2 separate regions of the Mus musculus genome follow, and region 2 is linked to region 1. Evidence: chromatin loops called from intact Hi-C (ENCODE). Cell type or tissue: left cerebral cortex. All regions are shown on one strand. Links, peaks and the distances in the headings refer to the core of each region. The heading gives the core; the rest is flanking DNA. Region 1 overlaps Snx6 (sorting nexin 6). Region 2 holds the start of Eapp (E2F-associated phosphoprotein).

Region 1 (5,377 bases), core at 378-5,377:
CCAAGGTTCTCGGGCTTGACAGCAGGGAACTTTACCCAGTGAGCCACCCGGCTTGCTGCTCCAAACCCTTCTGGGGAGGGGGTGGGGTGTAACATCTATTAGGCCCTGGCTGGCCTGGAACTTCCTATGTAGACTAGGCTGGCATTGAGACTCAGAGCTCTCCTGCCACAGCTGGGGTTACAGGCATGTACCACACCTGTTCTCCCTTGGTTTCAGAGGCAGGTGTTCACCTCCGGGGCTTGCCTGGCCTTAGACACACAGCAGCAGTCCTGGGGTCACAGGAACGTGGCAGAAGGCTCATCCACACATGTTATTTCTCCAGGTGTTGGTGAGAAAGCCCTGCACACTATCTGCTAGTTCTGTGGCCTACCCAAGGCCTTTAGCTAGTATATGCAGCTGCTACCTACTACCCCGGACCCCGGGACGCATGCTAACAATGAATCCCGGGCCAGCCAAGTGGCCTTAGGGGTGGTAAACACACTTGCCCCACAGCTTACAGCTGGAGTCACATCCATGTGGTGGAAGGAGAGATTTGACTCCCAGAAGCCCTCCTCTGACCTCAGCTCAGGTCCCTGCCCTCACACACTACATACACTCATCTGAAAATAGAATCGGGTTGGAGAGCGGTTTCGGTGACTGAGCACACCGGCTGCTCTTCCCTAGGACCCTTGGTTGGTTTCCCAGCATCCACTACACTGAAGCTCTGGTTCTGGGGACCCTATGTTCTCCTCTACCCCACCTCCCCACTTTCTGGCCTCCAGCAACTGCACTTGGAGCAGACAGACAGATGGGCAGGCAAAAGAGCTCATACAGAGTAAATAAAAAATAAGCAAAAAATGTAATAAAAATTTTCAGAATACTCACTCCTTTCTGCTCCTAAAGCGACCACCTTTTTAAAAACAAAATAACCTACGGGTAAGAGAACTGCTGTATCCTTTGTCCCTCTTCCATTTCTCGGCTATTACACACCTTCACATTTCTGAAGCACGGCACCAACATTTATTAGTCCTCACAACATCCCTGTGAGGTAGGTCAACATGTCCTTTATAGCAGAGAATGGAGAAGCCAGAAGAGGCTCTTGCCCATACCGGATTGAGGCTTCAAGAGCAGCTGGTGAGGGTGGGAGGGAATCCAGAAGCAAGGGCCCTTGGTCCTGCACTCACCCACTGGGACACGAGTGGGTGTATTTCTACCAATTAGGGTCACGCACACAAAGGACAAAAAATGTCTGGGCCGATAACAGAAAAACCAACGTTGGAACGGCACCGGCAAACATGTCAAGAGAGCAAGCACACTAACCAGCAGAGGGAGGAGGCTGGGTCTGGGTCTTGGGTAGACCCTGACCCAGAATCATCAGGGTGGTTTGTAGAAATGTAAACAAACTAGGAACTCGTTCCAGGGTGACCAGCCGAACTCCCTGTGGTTTCCAAATAGGAGAGGAGTAAGAAATATATGAGAAGTCCATCATCCAAGTCCAGTTTACACTGGGGGCACAGGAAGCAGTCTGGGCCAGTCAGAAAGACCAGGCGTGGGTGACACAGACCCAGGGACTCTTCATCTGTCTGCACCCCACCTTTCGTCCTGGGGACCACCCCCTCCCTCCTCCTAGCAGATAGCTTTTCCTCTACACCACTCACTAGACAGCCATGGTAGCCACCAAATGGCTCGGCTGACGAATGTCTCCCGGTTATCTGCTGAGATAGGCAGGGAATCCAGGGAATTGTAGACGGGGATCTAGGGAACCATGATACTCCTGCATTTTGAATCAGTGCACCCAGAAGGTCACTCTACGTGAGGTAAAGCATTCAGTGAACCTGGTTTGGCCATTTCAAACAAAGGGGGCCGGGGGGTGGGGGAGGGAGGAAAGAAAGAAAAAAAAAAGATAAAGAAAAGACCTTCACTGTAAAGCATAATGCCGGAGTAGATTTATTATCGCTACCCTGAATTCCAGAGCCATACAAGGAGCATGGAGTCAAAACGCCACTGCTGTCTCTGGGCGTTTACAATATTGGTTTAGTCCACAAGTTTAAGGCAAACATACTAACGCATCTGCTTTTCTTCAGAGATCATACTTATAAAGCTTACATAAAGTCTGACCCGAAACTTCTACGTTCATTAATTCAAAGTAAGTCTCGTTAAGACGCTTTACACAGATACATGAAAGAACTAAGGGAACAGGATGCTTAAAAAATATTCAGAAAGGCAACCTTTATCTTGTGTGAACAGAGAGTACTTTGAGAATGTTAAAACAGGACAAGCGATTCTTAGGTAAATAAGGCCTGCAGCCACAGAACCGCCACATAGGAAATAAACACAGTAAGACAGGCTTCTCAAAGAAAAGAGAGGGTAGAACTTTGGGCTTCTTGGAAGGTGGAGTGCGAGGTGGCAGGCCGCTGCCCTGCAGCCGGTGAGCCCTGCTGCTCCACTGTCTCTCAGAAGAAGAGCTGATGCACTGTGCCCGCTGTCTCTGTTGTTCCCAGTGAGCTTAGATGCCGGAGGGAGGTCGTCAGGAAAACAAACTGGATTTGAAGGCAGCCCTTTTTGACAGAAGGCAGAGTGAAGCCTATGTGTCTCCATTTAAAACCGCAAGGCAGTTCTGAAGGAGCTGAAGGTTGCCCTGGTGAGGAGGAAACAGGCAGTCACCAGGTATGCCAGTCCTAACAGCTTCAAAGAGTTGTTTGTAAATATTGTTTTTATTACTATTTGATGTATTTGGGTGTTTTGCCTGCATGTTTGTCAGGAGCCACACACAAGCAAGCAAGAAAGCAAGCATAAAAGAAAAATTGTACTCTAATGTCACAATTCTGGAAACATCTCTATAACAGTTTAAAAACAAAGTACCAACCTGTTAAGTAAATAAGTTTCTACCTAGATGAGAATGGTTTAGATTGTTCTACTTAAAAAAATTCATTTGTAAAAAATATATTTTATTTCACATCTGAGACAAAGCTTTTATGGTATATACCAGGCTGGCCTTGCACTCATGATTCCCCTATCTCAGGCTCCAGAGTGCTGGGATGACAGATGTGAGCCACAAAGGCTGTTTTTTTGTTTTTGTTTTTTTCGATACAGGGTTTCTCTGTATAGCCCTGGCTGTCCTGGAACTCACTCTGTAGGCCAGGCTGGCCTCGAACTCAGAAATCCGCCTGCCTCTGCCTCCCAAGTGCTGGGATTAAAGGCATGTGCCATCAACGCCCAGCTGTAAAATAAGACTTTTGAGTCCAAGGTTAACTAGTGAATTTGATTTTTGATTGTGTAATAGTATTAAACTAAAATTAAAAAACAAAAAACAAAAAAACAACCCAGGCTGGAGAGATAGCTCAGCGGTTAAGAGCACTGACTGCTCTTCCGAAGGTCGTGAGTTCAAATCTCAGCAACCACATGGTGGCTCACAACCATCTGTAATGAGATCTGACGCCCTCTTCTGGTGAAAAAAAAAGTGGGATCTGGTGAGACACATTTTTTTTTCCTGGTTTTTTGAGACAGGATTTCTCTGTGTAGCCCTGGCTGTCCTGGAACTCACTCTGTAGACCAGGCTGGCCCCGAACTCAGAAATCGGCCTGTCTCTGCCTCCGCCTGGCAGTGAGACATATCTTTAATCCCAGCACTTGGGACATAGAGACAGGTAGATGGATCTATGGAAGTTCTAGTATAGCTAAGACTACAGAGAGATCTGGTTTAAACTCCCCACAACCACTGTGGTGGTTTGAGTAAGGATGGCCCCATAGGCTCATAGTTAAATACTTAGGAGTGGCATTAGGAGGTGTGGCTTGTTAGAGGAACTGTGTCAAGGAGGCGGTTGGGGGGTGGGGTGGGCTTTGGGGTTTCAAATACCCAAGCCAGACCCAGGCTTTCTTTGCTGGTGGATCAGGATTGAAGGTCTCAGACTGTTCTAGCTACTTCCTGCATGCTTCCATGCTCCCTACCATGATAATAAAGGACCACCCTCTGAAATTATAAGCCAGTCCCCGTTTAAATGCTTTCTTTTATAACAGGTTCTTTGAGTTGGATGGTGGTGATGCCTTTAATTTCAGCCCTCAGGAGGCAGAGGCAGAGGCTGGTGGATCTCTGTGAGTTCCAGGCCAACCTAGCCTACACAGAAAAATCCTGTCTCAAAAATCAAAAAAAAAAAAAAAAAAAGAAAAAAAAAATGAGTTGCCGCGGTTATGGTATCTCTTCACAGATTTAGAACAGTGACTAAGACACAACACTGTGCTAAAAGGAAGAACTTTCCATTGCGGGCAGTAACCCTAGCTCCTGGGGGCCTGAGGCAGGAGACTGTCAGTTTGAGACCATGCTAGACTACATAAGAAGACCCTGCCATTTTAAACCTGAGGTACAGTGAATGGGAGGCATAGAAGACAAACAGGTAAAGGCATTTGCTTCACAAGCCCGGTGACCTAAGCTGAGCCCCTGAACCCCACGCAAAAAGCGAAGTCTAGTGGGGCATCTGCATCCCAGATGGCGTCAGCTAGAGTTTCTACTTCTTGTGAAGAAACACGGTGACCGCGGGAGCTCCTGTAGAGGACAACAGGTAAGTTGGGGTTGGTGCACAGGGTCAGCTATGCAGCCCATTATCATCATGGTGGGAAGCAGGGCAGCTTGGAGGCAGACATGGTGCTGAGAGGTCTGCCTTGCTGCCTCTGGATCAGTAGGGAGGGAGGGAGGGAGGGAGGGAGGGAGGGAGGGAGGGAGGGAGGGAGACACTGACTGACTCTGAGACTCTAGCACATTCTGGTAATCCTAGAACTCAGGACAGAAATATTGCCATGAGTTTAAACTGAGCCTGAATTTACAGAGTAAGTTTTAGAAGATTTTAGTCTTAAAAAGAGAAAGAGAATCAACATTTGAAGATGGGGTGTAGCTCAGTGGTAGAATACTTGCCTAGCATATGCAAAGTCCTGGATTTGATCGGCATCACAGAGAAGAAAAATGAAAATCAACATCCCGAAGCCAGCATAATAGCAGTTTCGAGCAAGAACCATTCATGGATTAAACAAAAATCTCAGATTTATTTTATGTATATGAGCTTTTGTATGCATGCATGTATGTATGTATATATGCCTGTATGTATGCATGTATGTATGCATGTATGTACACTCCATGCATGCCTGGTTCCTGTAGAGGACCTGTTATTCCCTAGAACTGGAGTTACAAACCACATGTGGGTGCTGGGGGTGAAACCCATCTCCATCCCCTCTACAAAAACTTAGCTCTTAGCCTAATGAGCTCTTTCTCCATCACACACTGATGGGTTTTAAAACATAAGGATGTGGGGCTGGAGAGATGGATGCTCAATGGTTAAAAAGCACTGCCTGTTTTTCCAGAGAGCCTGGGTTTAATTCCCAGTATGGCAGTTCACAACTGTCTGTAACTC
Region 2 (5,377 bases), core at 227-5,226, 51 kb before region 1:
TTGTACGTGTATCTATATATCAGTTGTATTGCCTGATGCTCTCAGAGGCCAGAAAGGGCACTGGATCCCCCAGAGTTACAGTGAGATGGTGTGAGCTGCCCTGTGAGATCTGGGAACCTAATCCAGGTGTTCTGCCAGGACAGCCAATGCTCTTAACCACTGAGCCATCTTTCCAGCTTTCCTTTTGGCTTCTCGTATTATCACACTGCTTTCCAATACCATTATACCAATTCATTAACTAATTCTATTAAACTAAAAAAAAAAAAAAACTTTCTTCAAAGAACTGAGTTTTATTTAAATAAAACCAATATAATTATATACAATTAATATCCCAACATAAAATATTTAATAGGAATTAAATACTATAATTTAATTTAAAAGACGTGGAAAACTATGCTACAGCAAACTGTGAATAGAGAGAACTATGCACACTGACTATTCTTCCTGGAGCTGGAAACTGAACCCAGCATTTCATGCACCTGTTCTACCGTTGAGCTACATCATAGCCCTAAGAAAATTACAGTACATTCCAAATTCTAACTAACTTCTGTCATCGTAGACTGACTTCTGTGATTAGTTTCCTATCAACAGAATTATAATAAATGTACATCAATAATAGGAAGAAATAAAACAACAAAAATGAATTAAGTCAGGGCCAGCAAGATAACTCAGCAGCAGACAAAGGGCTTGTCACCAAGCCTCATGACCTGAGTTCAATTTCTGGGACCCACATGGAAGGAGACAAGTTGTAGATTAAGACGCGGAGAAAAAAGCCAGGCGTGAGCTGGGCGTGGTGGCGCAAGCCTTTAATCCCAGCACTCGGGAGGCAGAGGCAGGTGGATTTCTGAGTTCGAGGCCAGCCTGGTCTACAAAGTGAGTTCCAGGACAGCCAGGGCTATAGAGAAACCCTGTCTCAAAAAAAACAAAACAAAAAAAAAAAAAAAAAAAAAAAAACTGCGGGAAAAAGAACAACAAAGCAAAAGCCAGCTGCAAGAAATGCCTTGGACATTTTTTTCTTGTTTTAAGACAAAATCTTACGTAGCCCAGAACCAGCTTTGAACTCTTCACCCTCTGGCCTCCTAAATGATGGGATTATAGGCATACACTACCATGTCTGACTTAATTCATTTAACTTTTAAATTACAGTTTTAAAAATGTTGTGTATAGCCGGGCATGGTGGCGCATGCCTTTGGTCCCAGCACTTGGGGGGCAGAGGCAGGCGGATTTCTGAGTTCGAGGCCAGCCTGCTCTACAGAGTGAGTTCCAGGACAGCCAGGCTATACAGAGAAACCCTGTCTCGAAAAACAAAAGAAAGAAAGAAAGGAAGAAAGGAAGGAAGAAAGAAAGAAAAATGTTGTGTATATGGGCATATGGGTGCTATGGCATGCGTGTGGAGATCATAACTTAAAAAAAAAAAAAAAGCCCATTCCTTTTTTTTTTTTTTTCCATTCTCTATTCCCTAGTTTCTACTTGACAGTCTTCAAGATAAGTACTTCGTGCTAAGGGCCAGGCCCTCACTAGCTTAGGACACTGTCCCATACTTGTATTTCCATTTACAGATGCGAGGCCGAGAACTGACTTGCCTTCGGTCACAGTGCTAGTAAACGGTAAACAGGGTTCCATCTAAGGCTTCACGCCTGGGGGCCCACGTAATTCCGGAACATCCCTCTTCCCGCACTGCTGTCCATCCTGGTTCCCTAGAGACTGAGCAGCGCCATCAAGCGCCCCGAGGCTCCCGCAAGTGAAGCGGACGACACTGCGCCCAGGGACGGCCGGCGCGAACAACACAACGGCCTCAGCCAAGGCAGGGCGGAGACGCGGGGCAGCGGCCCACCTGCTCAGAGCCGGCTCCTCGTCGCTCGGCTCTTCCACCGCGTACGGGTCATAGTCATCCTGGAGTCGGTTCATGGCGACCTGAGGACGCCTACACCGCCCCGGCGTCTGTGTACTCCGCCAGCGCCTTCCCCAAAGCTTCCCGGAGACTCCACTTCCGCCCGTACTGCGAGTCCTTCCTGTGCGCCTGCGCAAGCCGTCCAGTGACAAGGATGCAAGAGACGGGGCGTGCGGAGGGTCAATGTTAACACGTCTCTACGTTTTCTTTTCCGCTGAAAATAGCAGTTGTCTTTGTGCATTTTTCTTCTCGCCGCCGCCGCCGCCGCCACCTCCTCCTCCTCCTCCTCTTAACTTAAGCTTTATTTAGGTTTTGAAAAGGTCTCACTAACCCAGTCTAACCTGTAACCAGTTATGTAGCCCAGGCTGGCTTCGCTCTGCTTACCGTGACCTGCGGAGAGCTGAGATTACAGTTGTATATCACTATCCAGTCAGATTTATTTCTTCAAAGTTGTTATCTTAGCCCTTCTCTCATGGTTTTTATTAGGTTTATTGGCTGTGTGCAAGTAAATAATGTATAATAGACCTACTCAGAAAAACACCACGGAAAAACGATTTTTCTTTTACTAGTTAAACTTAACAAGGGTGGATCTCTTAGAATCCTGTCCTCCGCTAGCAGAAACTGAATTGAGCTAAAAAAAACTTTTTCTTTGCCCAGAGCCTGGGCAGAAGCTTAGGTTTTGAATTCCAGATTCGATTGCCCACTACCAACAAACCCCGCCCCCGCCTCACAGCCTTAGTGGGCGGAGTCGCGTTGAGGGGCCTACAGACGAGTTCCCGCGGCGTCACCACAAAGGCGTGGAATATGTAGATGAGAATTTCACGCAAAGGCTACCGGTTCTCCCTAAATAGACATTTTTTTCCGTTATTGATAATATTTACATAATATAAGCGTATATTTATGGATCAAGGTTAGAAAAGAGAATATAATGTAGAGAAGACGCATTGAGGAAGAGACCGTAGTTATAAAGTAAGTATACAATGATGGAGAGCCTGCACACGGCACTCGCAACTCATACTTACCTGGCAGGGGAGATACCATGATCACGAAGGTGGTTTTCCCAGGGCGAGGCTCATCCATTGCACTCCGGATGTGCTGACCCCTGCGATTTCCCCAAATGCGGGAAACTCGACTGCATAATTTGTGGTAGTGGGGGACTGCGTTCGCGCTCTCCCCTGGCATTTTTGTTGAAAAAATAGAAAACATTTACTTTAGCATTGCGAAAGACTTGCTTTCTACCTGGTGTTTTAGTTTTTTTTTTTTTTTTTTTTTTAAAGATTTATTTATTTATTATATATAAGTACACTGTAGCTGTCTTCAGACACTCCAGAAGAGGGCATCAGATCTCATTACGGGTGGTTGTGAGCCTGGTTGCTGGGATTTGAACTTCGGACCTTCGGAAGAGCAGTCGGGTGCTCTTACCCACTGAGCCATCTCACCAGCCCTAGGTTTATTTTTGAATGATGTGTAAGGTAATTGTCAGTTGAAATAAGTTTTACTATCTCAGTTAGCACCAACAACTTGTTTTCTTTTTTTTCTGGTGTTTTCAAGACAGGGTTTCTCTGTCCTCGAACTCACTTTGTAAAAAGGTCAGATACTAACTGTTTAGGTGAAGCAAACCCAAAAGGTGTTGTATTTGCTAAGCTTTATGTAAACATGACACTAACTTCATGAAAACTTTGAGAAGATTCATATTGGGAAGTTGGACATCTTAATCTGTACAGGATGGAAAGGCTCATTGTGGGCGGTACTACCCCTGGGCCGGCACTCCTGCCTGCTAAGGTATGAGGGACTAGTAAAGTAAGCAACATGCCTCCACAACCTTTTCTTCAGTATTTGCTACATCCTGTTTCTGCCTTGAAATAAACCCTTTCTGTTCTGAAATAAACCCTTCCTCCCCAAGTTAGTTGATTTTGATCCTGGACCAGAAACCATAAGACAGGCATCATTTGTTGCGACCCAATTAATTTCATTAGGTTTGTCTGTATGAAATTTAATGTAATCTGGGAGGTGAGGGGTCTCCCCTCTAATATGTACTGTTATTTTGCTACATTATCATGTTGCCACGATGCCTTCTAAATATTTATATTTATACTCAAGGATTTGTGTTGCTTTCAATTGTCCGGTTGAAAAACTGCCAAGCGTTTTTCTGCAGCACATTAGTGTAGAGGTTTCTGAGGAGATCCACAACTGGTCAAAATGCAAAGAATAAGGAACAGGGCTCAACTGCAGGTGAATGGTCTATATCTGCTCCCACCCGAGATTCTGGGAACTCGGGAGAGGCCAGTCTTCTGTGAGAACTGTCTAGACAGGACCCAGCTGCTGCATGCATCACCTCACTGAAGCTGTGGTTACCAGCACAACGAGGTTGCAGGGATAGCTCAGTGGCTAAGAACACTTGCAGAAGACCAGATTTTCCTTCCCAGCACTGAGTGGGGCAGCTCATCTGCCTGTAACTCCAGTTCCAGAGGCAGAGCAAGGATATTGCCCAAGACCTTGGTAAATAGAGAGAAATCAAGGAAGATGCGCTATCTCAACCTGTAACTTTTTCCCACATTCAAACACACACACATGCGCTCATACATGTAAACATACATGCACACCGCACATATCTACATGCTTTTTGCTTTTTCGGGTTTATTTTTGGGGTGGGGGTTGTTTTGGGTTTTGTCCTCCTGGAACTTACTATGTAGATCAGCTAGCTTTGAACTCACAGAGATCTGCTTGCTTCTGTCTCGGGCCCAGTCCAAAATAAATTTTAAATTGGTGTGTGTGCGCGCTTGCAAGTGTGCCTGCCTGCCTGCCTGATCCCCTGGAGCTATAGTTATAGGCACTTGTGTAATGCCTGACATAAGTGCTGGGAACCAAAGTTGGACCCTCTACAAAAGAATCTAGTACTCTTTTTTAAAAATATTTATTTATTTTATGTATGTGAGTACATGGTAGCTGTCTTCAGACGCACCAGAAGAGGTCCCATTACAGATGGGACCCATTGGATCCCATTACAGATGGTTGTGAGCCACCATGTGGTTGCTTGGAGTTGAACTCAGGACCTCTGGCAGAGCAGTTAGTGCTCTTAACCACTGAGACATCTCTCCAGCCCCAGAACCAAGTACTCTTAAGCAGCGAGTGAGCTATTTCTCCGGAATCCAAAACAAATTTTAAAAATTAGAACTTGCTTTGTGGTGATGGTGCACACCTTTAATCCCAGAACTTGGGAGGCAGAGACAGGCCAATCTCTGAGTTTGAGGCCACCCTGGTCTACCAATTGAGTTCCAAGAGAGCCAGGGATACAGAGAGAAACTATGTCTTGTCCCCCACCCACCTCCCCAAAATTAAAGCTTTCTCCGGCCAGAGGTGGTGTTTTTTATTCTCAACATCTGAAAGGCAGAGGCAGGCAGATTGACATTATCTACTCTAAGAACAAACTTTCCATCCGGTTTAATGACTTCTACCAACAGAAGTATGTGTCACCACACCATAACT

What was found. Peaks named below come from ENCODE experiments on the same cell type or tissue, not always from the same donor. Only the 100,000 strongest peaks of a DNase experiment are listed, where the experiment ranks them.
Region 2: a loop joins it to region 1, with 3 times the contacts of the local background. A loop is called at or near these places in 8 of 42 quality-filtered maps.

Annotation. Positions count from the first base shown.
Region 1 is chr12:54,744,443-54,749,819 of GRCm38, forward strand. Snx6 (sorting nexin 6) reads right to left here. Exons shown (of 14, transcript NM_026998.3): 14 at 1,915-2,617. The coding sequence ends at 2,564. Among named protein-coding and RNA genes, the nearest start is that of Gm22317, 8.5 kb to the left of the region's middle. In left cerebral cortex, for the core only: a CTCF peak has its summit at 3,424 (motif pointing left); no DNase peak of the experiment used is centred there.
Region 2 is chr12:54,693,877-54,699,253 of GRCm38, forward strand. Eapp (E2F-associated phosphoprotein) reads right to left here and starts at 2,018. Exons shown (of 6, transcript NM_025456.4): 1 at 1,835-2,018. The coding sequence starts at 1,908. Gm22513 (a small nuclear RNA gene) reads left to right here and starts at 2,906; the gene lies at 2,906-3,069. In left cerebral cortex, for the core only: CTCF peaks have their summits at 1,767 and 3,245 (motif pointing right); DNase peaks (open chromatin) are centred at 1,750, 2,023, 2,672, 3,014 and 1 more place; H3K4me3 peaks cover 1,955 bases; H3K27ac peaks cover 1,918 bases.